Regions from separate parts of the Homo sapiens genome. Here region 2 is linked to region 1. Evidence: read pairs that join two places in POLR2A ChIA-PET (ENCODE). Cell type or tissue: B cell. All regions are shown on one strand. Links, peaks and the distances in the headings refer to the core of each region. The heading gives the core; the rest is flanking DNA.

Region 1 (8,345 bases), core at 172-8,171:
GCCTGGAATACTATTTCCCCAAACACTCATATGGCTTGCTCTCTCACTCACCTCCTTTAGGCCTTAATGCAGATGTCATCTTCTCAGTAAGGTCTTCCTGATCATCCTATCTAAAGTTGCAACTCCCACTACCCTCACACTTCCTATTCTCTTCTCTCTGCTTTATGTTTTTCATGACACTCTATAGCTAACCTCACCCAAATATCAGATCCATGAGGGCAGGAATTTTAGTGTTGGCTTACTGCTATACCTTCAGCAACTAAACTAGATGTTTTAAATTGCATAAAATAGGCATACAATAGGCATCCAGTAAATATTTGTTGAATCACAACACAAATGTAAAATTGCAATTGACGAGTCCAGTGAAAAAGTATAGAGTGCTAGGTGACCCTGTAGAAAGACAAAAAAAGCTTACCTGAGAAAGTCAAACTAGAGCTGAGAACTGAAAGATGAGTAGAAGTTAATTAGGATGTGCACAGGCTCAGTGGTGAGAGGGGCTAAAGGAAGGCTAGTATATCTTAGACCAGAAAGACAGGAAAGATGTAAGATGGGGTTGCAGAAGGTAGAAAAAGGTAAAACTGTGAAGAGATCTGTAGACCATATTAAGATGGTTCTTTATCCTCAGAGCAACAGGAAGCCAATGAAGTGTTTTAAGCAGAGCGATCACATGAACAGATCCAACAGATGTTGAAAAGATTACCATGGCTACTGGGTAAAAAAGCATTTAGAGGGGTCAAAGTAAATGCAGGTAGATGAAGTAAGAGGTCACTGCAATAATTCACTTGAGAGAAGACAGTATTTTACATTGGGGTGTTGGGAGTAGAGATAGACTGGATAGATAAGGTACTTAGGAGGTTAAAAAAATCAAAGGGATTAGATAAATGGAGTAAAGGTCAAGGGAATTTTAAGGTTTATTTCTAAGTTTCACAAAGTACTATCAGATGCCCCAAGGGAATAAAAATTTCCCATAGATGTGAAGTCTATGTCTTCAAGTAGTATTATCTGGATCTTCAATATCCAAGCTCCTAGCCACCAATGGCTACTAAGCACTTGAAATATAGCTACTCCAAATAAAGATGTACTGCAATTGTTGTATATGTTGGATTTGAAGGCTTAGCGGAGAAAAAAGAATGTAAGATATCTCAATAATTTTTTACACTGATTACAAGTTGAAACGATAATATTTTGTATGTAGCAGGTTACATAAAATCATTAAAATCAATTTCATCTTTCTTTTTACCTTATAATGTGGCTACCAGAAAACAAAGTTATATAAATGGCTTATACTATATTTCTGCTAGACAGCACTGATCTCATATAAAGCAGCAATACAACTGTTGCAGTTCATTCAAAAGGAAAAAATACACCTAAGAAGAAGACAGGTGAATTTTAGGTCAAAAACGTAATTTGCATAAAGAATTTCATTTTTTTGATTTTTTTTTTCAGGGAGGAGAAGAAATAAGTATTTCTGGTTTTTTCTTTTTGCCATTTAAATACAAAAGCCATTTTCTTCTTGTGCTTTATTTATAGAATACATTGTTCTTCTTCTATTGCTAATCCAATGGTTCTACTTAGAGAGCCCTCTGAGGTATGGGGGAAAAGTTAGGAAAACACAGAATTGTGGAAATGATGGGAACTGACGATCATTTCGGCCCACCCCTTCATTTATAGGTATCGAATTTGAGATACTAAGACAGGAAGTAACTTACTTGAAAATCACAGGACTAATACTACCTACATCATGTAGGACATAAATGGAAACTCATAGTCATTACAGTGTTCAGGGCCACTACAGACTTGTATATAGCACAATGAATACACTATATTTTGTTCCCGAAAGAACTAAAATTGTATCTATTTTGTAGTATTGAATTTCAGGATTATCAATGACTTTGTTTTGGAATACAAAATCACATTGATATACTAGATGAGAGGTTAAAAAAAATCAGATTTTAGAGTCTGAAACCCAGTTCCACCACTTAGTTGTGTACCAAAGACAATTGTCACTGTTTCCTCATCAGTAAAACAGAGATACTATCATACTCAGGATGTTAAAATGATAGGAACACTATACACACACACACCCCCATGCTTATAGTGGATAGATGCATAACGCCAGTCCCTTTGTTTTCATTAGAAACAAATGATGTGTTTCTTGATCCTTTCTCTCCTCTCCAAAATGTCAACGCAGTCATATTATTAAGTCATAAAATAAAGATATAAGGGAAAAGATTACTAGAGTTAGTGGTGAAACCCAGTTTCAAATTTCCATCTTCCCATTAAAAAGCTTCAAAGCAATAGGTAAATCATTCAACTTCCCTAAGTCTATTTCCTCCAGTAAGTAATGCAGCCAAATCAATCAAAATGATTCAAATACAGCTGACCTGTAAACAACACATGGGTCTACTTATACACGGATTTTCTTCCACCTCTACCACCCTTGAGATAGCAGAACAAATCTCCCTTCTTCCTCAGTCTACTCGATGTGAGGCTAATGAGGATAAAGACCTTTATGATGATCCGCTTCCCCTGAATGAATAGTAAATATTGTTTCTCTTCCTTATGATTTTCTTAGTAACATTTTTTCTCTAGTTTATTGTAAGAACCGAGTACAAAATACATATAACATACAAAATATGTGTTAGTTGATTGTTTATGTTACCAGTAAGGCTTTTGGTCAACATCAGGCTATTTGAAGTTAAGTTTGCAGGGAATCAAAAGTTATAGAAAGAGTTTTCACTGAGCAAGTGTCAATGCTCCTAACCTCCGCTTTGTTCAGATGTCAAGTATAGTCCTATCTATGACTCAATAATGTATTGCTATGAATGCCACGTGGGTTTCTGAGGCCCAAACAGTATGTAGATAAGTTACAACACAAGCTTCAAACATTTTAAAATTAATATGAAGTATAATTTGACATTTCTAAAACACTTAATTTGAGATTGATCGTTTTCTATATTTAAAAGGAACATTCTCAAAACTACTTACATCTGGTTGAATAGCTTTAAATACTGGAACATCCATTAATGTTATCTGACCCTGAAATATAAAGTAAAAATGACAATTTCTTCTTTGGAATTCTATACCATAACATGTAACCTAAATTAAAATTATATTCTATACTAAAATATTACCAAATACTCAATTTTATAAGGGCTTATGGAAAACAAAATTTAGCCCCTGTACCATTAAATAGAATTATTTCTAATGATCTCATGTCTATTTATATTTTCTTGGAAGATAAATTGTGTAAAGTTAAAAAATAAAAATAATTTTAAAAATTTGGACAGTCACATTAAATTATAATCAAAAAATAAAAACCAGATTTATTAGTTCACATAGCAGTGTTCTTGTTATGATGATTACAGCTCCTCAAACAGTGGTATAAAATCAGATATTACTAAAAAGGTTTTCTTCCTAACTTATAAAAAAATAATGAAACTACACTAAAGCCAACATTATATCTAAGAGCTTTATATGCTATGGACCTATCCCACTTATGGCTATAGATATAAGACAAAAGTCAACACTATCAAGGAATAATATGCTATGACCAAGCACAGTTTATCTCTGGAATGCAGGAATGGTTTAACATTAGGAAATCAATATATTCTGTTAACAAATTAAAGGAGAATGAGAAAACAAATAAATTTATATTAAGAAATAAATGTTTTTCTAGATACCTTTCATCTAATAACACCTTCATATTTCATTTTTCAATTTTTTAATTAAAAAAACCAGTGAAAATGTTTCTTAGATATGTCAACAAAATACAGTTGGCTTAGAGAAATGGTATAGAGGGATGACAGCAATTACCATAATGGTAAATACATATTGCTACTTACCAAATTGAAGTGTAACTTATAAAGTTGCCCTAAAAAAAAATGTACAGCTTTTCTTACTTTTCCCACTTCATCCCTCTGTTTGCTCCACAGCTGTACTATTTTCCCCAATAATTCCCATATCCAGGTTTCTAAAAGCTGTCTCTTTTGCTGGACCTACAAATTCTAACTCAATAGCACCAATATGTAAATTATGTGCAAAACCGGAGAAGACAGAGGTAGGAGGCTTACCGCATATTCTTCTGGTGTAACCTTAAGAACATCGAATACCACAGCATCAAAGCTTTTCTTCAATTCAGAGCCTTTGTCACTTAAGGATTCAGAGCTGCTACTTTTCTGTTAAAGTGAAAGAAAATGCAGCCTTTTACATACTGTCTCACAATCAAGTGATAGAAACTAGATTGGCCTTAAAAACTGAGAAAACAAAACAGTAGGTTAACAAATGCTGCAGAAAAGCTGAGCACAACATGCTGCTTAGTTGTTAGAGTACCAGATAAAGGGTCAGACAACTTGAAATCTAAAACTGTGACTTTAAATTTTTAGGTTCTTGAATGAGTCATTTTCTTGTGTGTCAGTTTCCTCATCCTGACAACCTATCATTTCCTATAGAAATAAATGATTTTAACTAGTTCAATGATTCTCAAATAAGGTAAAGGGAAGTCAGGGGAGAAGGCTATACACTTACTTACAATTTTTTAAACTAATTTTTATTAAGAAAAAGACAAACTAGCTTTATAACAAGTTATCAGAAAATATTCAGAATGCTGTTAATTAAAGAGTTACATATAATCCATTCTTAGTTATGTGATCTGTTTGTGATAGTACAATTAATACTATTCTTCCTATTATATTACAAATTTAAGTTTTCCCTGCTTAAAAATTACTGTTTCAAGTTTGAATATGTTGTGGCTATACATAGAATGAAAGGTGGATTTTGGCCCTGAAAATCTTATTACTGTTAAAAATTTTCCACTTCGTCTGTGCCATGACATAATAATATATTCTGTATCAGCTGGCTAAATTCAGAGGAACATCAATATGAGAATATTTAGATCAGGCTCTATTAAATGGTGGTAGGATATGAGGCTACAGATAACAGCAAAAAAATTAATCAAAGTTTCAATTAGCACAGTACACACAGATCAACCCACCAGCTATTATGTATTAGTTTTAAGCACTTGTCATTATGCCTCATTTTTGCTTTTCCTCCCTTTTAGTAGCAGCTAAATACGAAGTATCGAGCCACGATCATTACAAAGAAAGGGATCTGTCCTTAACTTTAAAAAATTCTCAACTATTATTACTTCAAATATTTCTTCTGCTTCTTTCTCTTGTCTTTCTGGTGTTCCCATTATGCATATGCTACACCTTTTGTCACTGTCCTACAGTCCTGGGCTATTCTGGATTTTTTTTTTCATTCTATTTTCTCTTTGCATTTCAGTTTGGGAAGTTTTACTGACAAGTCTTCCAGTTCACTGATTCTTTCCTTGGCTGTCTATTGGTCACCAGTCTACTGGTACTGGTTAGCTCACCAAAGGCATTCTTCGTTTTTGTCACAGTGCTTTTGAATCCTAGCATTTCTTTTCAATTCTTAATAGTTTTAATATCCCTGCCTATATTATCCATTTGTTCTCGCATGCTGTACGCTTTTTTTCATTAGAGACTTTGGCATATTAATGACAGTTAATTTTAACTCCCAGTCTGATAATTGTGAAATCTCTGCCTCATGAGTGTGGTTCTGTTGCTTGATGTATCTCTTCAAATTGTGTTTTTTCCTTGCCTTTTAGCATGGCTTGTAATTTTTTGTTGAAAGCTAGAAATGGTATATTGGGTAATAGGAACTCAGGTTGAATAGGCCTTTACTGTAAGGGTTTATTTTTATCATGCTAGGCATTATGCTGTGCTTATAATTTGGTGTTGTTATAGGTGTCTGAGTCTTCAATTTCCTCTAGTATCATTTTTTTATCCTCTGTTGTCTTTGGTTTTCCCTAGAAATCTCTTCTTACAGTCTGAGCCTTGCAGTTCTTTCAGCTGAAATCTTAGTATTATACAGGAGCCCTGCTGATGTGGTGGGGGAAGGCAGGGTGTGTGTGTGTATTTGAGGGGTTGCTGGGGGGGAGTGCCCTATAGTCCTAAGATTAGGTTTCAGTCTTTCACTGAGTGTGTCCCCAGGCTATGACCTTCACAAATGCTTCTCTGTCCCCCTGGCTCTGCTTAGGTGAGACAGGAAGTCTAGAGGGGCTTCAAGTTGAGGATTTTTCCTCTCCCAAGTAGGTTAGGCTCTGGTGAAGTAGTTTCCCTTGAGGGCAGGTGGAGAACAGAATGCTCTGGGCATATTTCAATATGGTTACTTTCTATCTGGGTGTATTTCAAAATGGCTGCTTCTTTCCTCCTCCTGCTAGAAGCAGAAGTGAATTTTTCTCTGTCTTTACTGTGAAAAACTGGTGGGCATCCTAGAGGTAATAAAAATCACAAAAGCAGAGGGTGAGAAGAATCTAAGACTGGACACCCAAGGAGTTTTTAACTTTCAAGCTAGTCCACACACTGTCTCCAGCAGTTCATCAATTAGGGTTTACGTGGCTCCACTGACTTCTGCTCCCGTAAGCTGTGATTCTCTATTTGCCTCTCTCTCCAGGTTTCAGGGCATCACTGTTAAATGTGCTCTGTTATAGCAATTCTCTGATAAAGCTAAGAGGAGTTATTGATTTTCAGTTTGTTTAGCTTTTTTCCTATTGTGAGGACAGGAGTGATGAATTCTAAGCTCTTTACAAATCTGAGCAGAAACCTGAATTCCAGTGAATGAATCCAAGCAGAAACCTCAAGTCTCATAAACAAAATGGAGTTTTATTTCTTGTGTTTAATCTCTGTAACTATGACTAGTTTATAGTATGTCAACAATATTATTTTACATCCCAAAACTAATAAAACATTTTTTTCATAATGTTAAGTATTCAAATAGACATCAGTTAAACAGTATACACTAATCCAATAGCTGTCCAAATAACCAGATGCATTCTGTCAGGTGAACACATGAATCATAAACATAAATCAGTAATTTTCTCCAAGTTTTTAACTCATCCAAGTTAGTAAACCATCATGACAATTTTATTGCTTATCAAAAAGAATAAACACTTCTCTTTTTTCCTTCTTAATGGCCATTAGAGGCTTAAAAATTACTAGTGTGCATTTTGACATGCTTCCCTAATACCAGTAATAAATTGGTAATGATAAGACACTAAGCAATAATGTTCACCAGGAGAATAGCAATAATTCATTCAAGGCATGACTCAAAAACTTCTAAATGTCTTCTAAATGTCTGAAAACAAGTTCACTGTAATTCTCCTACTGACGGAAACTTCAAACACGAGTTAAATATAAAAGGATAAAGTATTTTATCCATTCTGTAAGCTTATCACTTCTATAAGAAATTTGTACTTTGATGTTACTAGACCTATAATTTGAGAGAAGGTGGAAAATACAGATTTTTAATTTTATTTTCTTGCCACAATAAATGGACAATTTAAAGGGCAGACTTTTTTCACTCTTACTTTATAACTGCTAATTATACTACTCTGAAGCCTGATGTAATTAATTCACTTTTGGTAAAGTCAACAGAATTGTTTGTACAAGTGAAATGATCTATTTTATTTAACAAATATTTGTATTCTGCTTCCTATGATACTAGAACAGGTATTTCTGGATATATAGTTAAAAATATACACATACATATATATATATATAACATATTCAAGAAATATGGTTATAAATATACAAAGAAAACAAACATATATTACAAACATATATATAAACATAATCTTATGGTTGTAAATATAAAAAAGCTATGCATACATTTACGGAGAAAATTACAGAAAGAGATTTTTCTAAGTGACAGTTTTAAAAATAGGAAAGCTCCCATCTGTTTAAGGGATTAGGAGAGGCTTTATTAAAAGCATAGCATTTGAAATATGTTTGAAAGACAAAACTTTTTGTGTGTGCAGTGATGGGGAGGGGACACACCAGAATGGGAAGAAAAATTCCAGCTAGAAACATTGGTATAGGCAAAGTTATGACAGAAGAAGGAAAATGTAATAGTTTATACAGACAACAGCAAATGTAGTATTCTCTCATTAGACTGTTAAGTTTCAAGTAGAGGATTAGTAGGGGTTAAATCCAAAAATTTGGGGCCATTTTGAAGAAAGTCTTGAATAAAAGGCTCAGTGGGCATTTAAATTTAATTAGTAGGCAATGAGGAACCACAGACAGTTTTGAGAAAAGATAAAGTTTAAGAGCTGTATTTTAAGAATATTAAACTTAAATTTCAGTTGAAGGATCAGAAACAACAGAAAATATAAGTGCAACACCCAACTAAAAGGTCATGGCACTAATCTAGACAAGAAATAATAAACGACCAAACTAACATGGTAGTACAGTAATAGAAATAAGGAGAAAAGTACTGGATCCCAGAGATAAAGCACAGTGGACAGGCTCTAAGATAGCTGCTAA
Region 2 (8,345 bases), core at 59-8,058, 50 kb after region 1:
GGTCAAGCGTGGTGGCTCATGCTGTAATCCCAGCACTTTGGGAGTCTGAGGCAAGAGGATTACTTGAGCCCAGGAGTTTGAAACAAGCCTAGGCAACAAAGTAGAGACTATGTCTCTACAAAAAAACAAAAAAATTAGCCAGGGGTGGTGGTGTGCACCCGTAGTCCCACCTACTTGGGAGGCTGAGGCAGGAGGATCACTTAAGTCTGGGAGGTCAAGGCTGCAGTGAGCTGTGATCATGCCATTGGAATCCAGTCTGGGTGAGAGAGTGAGACCCTATCTCAAAAGGAAAAAAAATCATTAATGTCATTTAACTTTTTGACAATTGTTTAACCATTTGGGTAAAAAGACAAAAATTAGATCTTACATTAAAATAAGATGAATTAAAAATGAAAAATATTTAAGCCATAAAAATACTAGAAGTAAACATAGGTGAATTTTAAAATATATTCTGACATAGGAAAGGCTATCTAGGACTCACAGTAGAAACAGAAACAAAAGAAGAGATTGATCATCTGATTAAAGGTGGCGCTGGCCAGGTGCGGTGGCTCATGCCTGTAATCCCAGCACTTTGGGAAGCCGAGGCAGGTGGATCACGAGGTCAGGAGTTCAAGACCAGCCTGGCCAAGATGGTGAAACCCCGTCTCTACTAAAAATACAAAAAAATTAGCCAGGCGTGGTGGCAGGCGCCTGTAATCCCAGCTACTCGCGAGGCTGAGGCAGAGAATTGCTTGAACCTGGGAGGCAGAGGTTGCAGTGAGCCAAGATCATGCCACCGGCACTTCAGCCTGGGCGACAGAGCAAGACTTCATCTCAAAAAGAAAAAAGGCGCAAGACAGTGAAATACATGTATTTCATCAATTCTTAGATGTGCATTTTCTTACCTTTTAAAATCTCTGAAATTAAGATGCCTCTTAAATTCGAATGCCATATTCTTATTTTTAGATGTACATAAATAGTGCATCTTGCAACTGAAGCCATTTTAGATTCAATGAAATACAGTAAGTTGGGTAACAAAAGATAAAACAAGGAAAAGTAAAACAAGAGACAAAGAGTTAATATTTTTAATACATAAAGACTTCTTACACATTAATGTGAACTAGTAGGGTGCTTCAACTGCATTGGTTAATTTCTTAAGTTAGGGATTAACTGTATTAGTCTTCATATGCTTTTTGTTTTTTAAGACAGGGGTGTCCTTCTGTTGCCCAGGCTGGAGTGCAGTGGCTCGATCATGGCCACTGCAGCCTTGACCTCCCGGACTCCAATTCTCCAGCCTCAGCCTCCTGAGTAGCTGGGACTACAGGCACACACCACCATACCTGGCTAATTTTTTGCATTTTTTTGTAGAGACAGGGTTTCACCACATTGCCCAGGCTGGGTCTTAAACTCCTGGGCTCAAGCAATCCGCCCACCTTGGCCTCCCAAAGTGCTGAGATTACAGGTGTGAGCCACCGCACCTGACTCTATACACTTTTTTGTATAACTATTTCATTAAAAGACTTAAAAGATTGAGCAAAAAGAATGGGTAGGATGTGAAGAGAAAATTGGAGAAAGTAGTATAATATCACACATATGAAAACAGTACTTTCATTGAAAACGTTTAAAATGCAAATTAAGGCTGGGTGTAGTGGCTCACATCTTTAATCCCAGCACTTTTGGGAGGCCGAGGTGGCTGGATCACTTGAGGTCAGGAGTTCAAGACCAGCCTGGCCAACATGGTGAAGCTCTGACTCTACTGAAAATACAAGAATTAGCCAGGCATGGTGGTAGGCACCTGTAATCTCAGCTACTTGAGAAGCTGAGGCAGGAGAATCTTGAACCCAGGAGGCGGAGGCTGCAGTGAGCCGAGATCACCACTGCACTCCAGGCTGGGCGACACAGTGAGACTCTGTCTCAGAAAAAAAAAAAAAAAACAACCCACAAATTAAAACACAGAGCACTTATTACATAACACATCAACATATATACGTTTTTAAAGCTAACTGCCAAGTGATTAAGGGCATAGAGAAACAAACATGTACACCATAAGCGAGTATGCAAACATACTTAACCTCCAAATAACTCCCTTTTTAGGAATTCATCAAAAGGAAATTATGTAAGTACAGGAAGAGCTATAAAAAAAGATGTTAACTCTATCACTGTTATACTATCTAAAAGAAACAACCTAAATGCTCAAGAGTTTAAATAATGATACATTCACACAATACAATGCTACCATTAAAAATGATAGTAGAAACTATCTTTGAATGCAATACAATTATCCCCAGAAATATACAAATACTTTTAAATAAGTACAATAATTTTTTTGCTTATTTTTATTTTTTATGGTTTCATTTTTTACTTTTGAGATACATGTACAAATATAATGTACATATATCTAAGGTATTCTGTGTGATGAATTTTACAATGTAGACACCCATGTAACCACCAATCAAATATGGTGAAATCCCATCACTAAAAAAAAAAAAAAAAAAAAAGAATACAAAAATTAGCTGGGCATGGTGGCACGTGCCTGTAATCCCAGCTACTTGGGAGGCTGAGGCAGGAGAACTGCTTGAAGCAGGACCTGGGAGGCAGAGGTTGCAGTGAGCTGAGATCACGCCACTGCACTCCAGCCTGGGCTACAGCATCAAAAAAAAAAAAAAAAGAAAAGAAAAAGAAAATATAGACATTTCTAGCACTCTAGAAGGTCCCTCTTTGTTGTTCCTCTTACCTTTCCAGCCCCAACTCCTAAACACCATGCTCATGCTTCTATCACCATACATGAGTTTGACCTTGCCCTAAACTTTATGTAAATGAAGTCATGGAGTATGACTTCATGGAGTACGTACTCTTTTGTGTCTGGTTTCTTTTGCTCACCATTTTATCTGTGATAGTCACCCATGTTTGCTGAGTATAGCTATAGTTCATTCTTTTCCAGTACTGTACAGTGTTATACTATAAGGCTATACCACAAATTATTTATCCCCTTTTTTTGTTGTTGTTGACAGACATTTGGGTTGTTTCCAGCTGGAAGTGATCACGAAGCTGCTATGGACATGCCCTGTTTGCTATGGTTTTGGCGGTTTCATAACTTATTTTTATTTTATTGCCTCTTAATATCATTTTAACTACTTCTATTATAAAATAAAAAAGATCAAACAACCAGAAAATAATAAAGAAAAAAAGATCTGCTATCCCACCACACAAACTACTCAACATTTTTAACATTTATAGTTCACATAACTGAGATCTTGCTATACATGCTATCCTTTTTCTAAATCAACACCTTTAGTTATTTTTTCCCTTTTTTCTCTCCCTCTCCCTATTTTAGACCAACAAGAAAACAAACATTTACATTTAGTGTGCAACATTTTCCACCTTACAGAATCATCGAAACACATACAGACATAAAGGTTTCGGAGTTGTTTGCTTCATACAAATACTTGGTATATCCCTCTGCATCTTGCTCTTCTCAAATATTATGGCAACACTGTCACATCACTGATTATTTTTCCTATCTTTAACAGCTTTACTGAGATATAATTCACATACCATACAATTCACCCATTTAAAATGTACAAGTCAATGGTTTATAGCATATTCACAGAGGTACAACCATCAACACGGTCAATTTTAGAACATTTTCATCATCTCAGAAAGAAATCCATACCCTTTAGCTACCACCCCCTTACCCCTGCTACTGGCCTAAGCCACTTATCTGTTTTCTACCTCTATCTGCTGTTCTAGGAGAGGAACTGCTGGGTCGTATGGTAATGCTACGTTAAATTATTTGAAGAAGTGCCACATGGTCTTCCAAAGAAGCCACATCCATTTACATTCCCACAAGTGTATGAGGATCCCAATTTCTTAACATCCTTGCCTACACTTATTATCTAACTTTTTCATTCAAGTCATCCTAGTGGTGTGAAGCGGTATCTCACTGCGGTTTTGATTTCATTTTCCTGATAGCTAATAATGTCGAGCATGTTTTCATGTGCTTATTGGCCACTTGTTTATCTTTGAGAAATTTCTATTCAGCTCCTTTGCCTGTTTTTAAATTGAGTTGTCTTTTTATTATTGAGTTATAGGAGTGTTTATACATTCTGACTACAAGTTTCTTGTTAGATATGACTTGCAAATATTTTCTCCAATTCTGTGTATTGTCTTTTCACATTCTTGATGGCATCCTTTGAAGCACAAAAAATTTAATTTTTAAGTTCAATTTACCTCTTGCTTGTTTTGTTGCTCCTGCTTTTGGTGTCACTTTGTGTCATACGTAAGAATCCTTTACCTATTCCAAGGTCATAAAGATTTACCCCTATGTTTTCTTCTAATGTACATGTCCTCTGATGCACACATATACTGATTTCTATCAGGTCTATCCCCAGACATGAAACTGGTGGATCACAGAGCATATACAGATACAGTTTTAGGCAAATGCTGCCAAAGAATTTTCCAAAGTGGCTGTACCAATTTTCAAACCCACTTGAAATGTATAAGGGTTCCAAATGCTCTACATTCTTGCCAACACTTTGTATTTCAGATTTTTTAACTAACACCATTCTGGTGGGTATGCAGTGGCATCACATTGTAGTTTTAATTTGCGGTTTTCTAAAAATTATGTATCAGTACTTTTTAACCTTGGCCATCTGAACAATTCATTTTCTGAATACCTGTTCTAGTCTTTTGTCCATTTGTTTTAAAACTGGGTTGCCTGATTCTTTTGCATTGGTTTGCATACTTTTAAATATACTCTATATATAAGTCCTCTGACAGATATAAGTATTGCAAACACCTTTTCCAGTGTGTTACTTGCCTTTTCCTTCTCTTAATAGTATTGTTTAATGAGTAGATGTTCTTATTTAATGAAATACAGTCTTTTCTTTTCTGGTTAGTACTTTTTGCATCCTGGTTTAAAAAGCCTTTGCCTCCAACAGGGTCATACAGATATTTTTCCATGTTTTGTTTTAGAAACTTTCATATTAAATCTATAGTTCCTTCAAGGAACAAAGAATCCCTACGTTACAGAATTATTTCTGATAATGGGGGAAAAAAAAGAAAGCTTTACAACTGATTTCATGAAGTCAGCGAAACTTTGAATTCAAAATATACCCATGTAAACCTCACTGATAAATGTAGATCTTAAAGAACTCTAAGACACCAGCAAGTCAAATTCAGCCGTGTGGGTGAAAAAATGCACCACAGCTAAATAGGGTTTAACTCAGGAATGCAAAGATGGTTCAACAGGAGATAATCTATTAATGTAATACATCCTATTAACAGATTAATGGAAAAGATGATCTCTACCTGCAAAGAAAAAGCACTTGATGAATTCAACATTTTATGTTTAAAAAAAAAAAAAAACTTAGAAAACTAGTATGACAAAGCATTTCTTAATCATATCTACCAAAAGTCTTAAGTTATTTATCAAAACCAATAGTAAGGCATTATAATTAATGATGAAATATTAAAGGTACTCCTATTAAAATCAGGAACATGGCCGAGTGTGGTGGCTCACGCCTGTAATCCCAGCACTTTGGGAGGCCAAGATGGGCAGATCACGAGGTCAGGAGATCTGAGACCATCCTGGCTAACATGGTGAAACCCTGTCTCTACTAAAAAAACAAAAAATTAGCCGGATGTGGTGGCACGCAACTGTAGTCCCAGCTACTTGGGAGGCTGAGGCAGGAGAACCACCTGAACCCAGGAGATGGAAGTTGCAGTGAGCCGAGATCGCGCCACTGCACTCCAGCCTAGGCGACAGAGTGAGACTCTGTCTCAAATAAATAAATAAATAAATAAAATAAATCAGGAACATAAAATTCAGAACCATGTATCTCAAGTGAGCCCTTACTGCTGCCTGGCAATCATACTCTCCCTCTTCTATTCACTTTTTTACTCTTTGACAAGTGACTATGTCATGTATTATTCCTTCTCAAACCTCTAATACATATTCCCATTCTTCCTTACTCTCAGATGATGAGCTTGGCCTCTATACACAAAGGTAAATTGAAACACTCATGAGAACGTTCTCAAGCTACCACCATCATGTGTCTATCCATATACTTTGTCTTCTCTCCTATTTCTATAGTAACTCTCCCTACTCCTGGTGAAGCAAAGGCTAATCCTTCTGCTTGTATAAGATCAGGTGTCAGCAAACCACAGTCCCACACTGCTTATGCTTGATTTCACTAGACAACAGCAAAGCTGAGTAGCAGTAATGGATTGTATTGCCCAAAATGCCTAAAATACTACCTAACCTTCAAAGAAAAAGTCTGCTGACCTCTAAACTAGATCATATCTCCTCTCCATATAATCATGGACACTGCTGGTTGAAAGCGCCCACTAAATTCAGTGTAGAAGAAATAAAGTAAAGTCAATACAAGATACATAAAATATCAGGGACATAGCAGATATACTGAAGACAAAAGATCGTAGGGCCAGGTCACATATGAAGGATGAAGATTTTGAATGGCATAAGACTTTTCAACAACCACTTCAAACTAGAAAATCAGGCCAGGCACAGTGGCTCACACCTGTAATCCCAGCACTCTGAGAGGCCGAGGTAGGCGGATCACTTGAGGTCAGGAGTTTGAGACTGGTCTGGCCAACATGGTGAAACACCATCTCTACCAAAAATACAAAAATTAGCTGGGTGTGGTGGCGCATGCTTGTAATCCCAGCTACTTAGGAGGCTGAGGCAGGAGGATCACTTGAACCCAGGAGGTGGAGGGTGCACTGAGCCAAGATCATATCACTGCTCTCCAGCCTGGGGGACAGAGGAGACTCTGTCTCAAAAAAAAAAAAAAAAAAAAAAAAAAAAACCAAAACAACTAGAAAAGTATAATCATCTGCTAAATTTGAAGATGATTTTTACCTTGGAATTCTATACCTATCCCTGCCATATTATCAACCAGGTGTCAAGGTAGAAGGAAAATATTTTCAGCAATACACACATCTCACAAATTTTACCTCTTCATATACTCTTTCTTGAAAGTTACCAAAGGATGCATTTCACCAAAACAAAGGAGTAAATCAAGAAAGCGGAGGATATGGATCCAGAGATCACAGGAAAATGGCAAAAAGAATTCTCAGAATCAGCCAGGCGCAGTGGCTCACGCCTATAATCCCAGCACTCTGGGAGCCTGAGGTGGGCGAATCACTTGAGGTTGGGTCGAGACCAGCCTGACCAACATGGAGAAACCCCGTCTCTCCTAAAAATACAAAATTAGCTGGGTGTGGTGGCACATGCCTGTAATCCCAGCTACTTGGGAGGCTGAGGCAGGAGAATCGCTTAAACCCGGGAAGCAGAGGTTGTGGTGAGCCGAGATCACGCCATTGCACTCCAGCCTGGGCAACAAGAGCAAAACTCTTGTCTCAAAAAAAAAAACAAAAAAAAAAACAGAATTCTCAGAATCATGATGAAGGGAAGTCACAATTATAGCTACACAGCATAAGTGGAAGGCAAAAGTGCAGATTTGAGCAAGAAGATAGTTCAAGAAGAATTTTCATTTTTTTTTTTTAAAACTGAAGGGTCAATTACCTGATGTTTGATGATATTGGGACAGTTTGTAGAAAAAAAAATTAGAGACAAATAGGAAACTAAGAAATAAAAAGAAATCAACTCCAAGAAATATAATCATAGTACACTGTAAGGTTCCACTGTAAACATATTTACAAACTCATAATAATGTAAACAACGAATGCTGATTTAATCAAAAGCATGACTATATTGGGAAGACATGGGAAAGAAATTTCAAGGTGGCATAAGAATCCTAAAGCATAGACTCATCTACCACAGAAGAAAGCCAACAGACAACAGCTAAAATTGAAAAACAGGAAAACTGAAAAACAGGGCCAGGCATGGTGGCTCACACCTGTAATCTCAGCACTTAGGGAGGCCAGGGAGAACGGGTGGATCACTTGAGGTCAGGAGTTCACAGCCTGGCCAACATGGTGAAAACCCGTCTCTACTACAAATACAAAAATTAGTCAGGCATGGTGGCACATGCCTGTAACCCCAGCTACCTGGGAAGCTGAGGCAGGAGAATCAGTTGAACCCAAGAGGTGGAGGCTGCAATGAGCCAAGATCGCACCACTGCACTTCAGCCTGGGCGATAGAGCAATACTCTGTCTCAAAAAATAAATAAATAAATAATAAAACTGAAAAACAAACAGTAAAAGTATATAATTTTTAAATATGTAAATAAATAGAAGAAACACCTATGGTTGCTCTGAAAGCAGGACACAGGAGGGAAAGTCATAAAGACATGAGGCAGAGGACCGGAGTTTTAATTACAGGTTATCTGAGTACCTGGCTTGGGGCCAGAAAAATTCAGATTTCAAATTTTGTTGAATTTCAG

Evidence for each region. ChIA-PET counts read pairs that join two places held together with the same protein. Peaks named below come from ENCODE experiments on the same cell type or tissue, not always from the same donor. Only the 100,000 strongest peaks of a DNase experiment are listed, where the experiment ranks them.
Region 2: POLR2A ChIA-PET joins it to region 1 with 10 read pairs; 7 of 35 experiments call an interaction of 5 or more read pairs at or near these places.

Annotation. Positions count from the first base shown.
Region 1 is chr1:178,780,251-178,788,595 of GRCh38, reverse strand. It overlaps RALGPS2 (Ral GEF with PH domain and SH3 binding motif 2), which reads right to left. Exons shown (of 20, transcript NM_152663.5): 3 at 4,074-4,178; 4 at 2,989-3,039. Among named protein-coding and RNA genes, the nearest start is that of RALGPS2-AS1, 58 kb to the right of the region's middle. In B cell, for the core only: no CTCF peak of the experiment used is centred there; no DNase peak of the experiment used is centred there; H3K27ac peaks cover 7,131 bases.
Region 2 is chr1:178,729,734-178,738,078 of GRCh38, reverse strand. All of the region lies in intron 1 of RALGPS2 (Ral GEF with PH domain and SH3 binding motif 2), which reads right to left. Among named protein-coding and RNA genes, the nearest start is that of RALGPS2-AS1, 7.6 kb to the right of the region's middle. In B cell, for the core only: a CTCF peak has its summit at 3,919; no DNase peak of the experiment used is centred there; H3K4me3 peaks cover 1,541 bases; H3K27ac peaks cover 6,348 bases.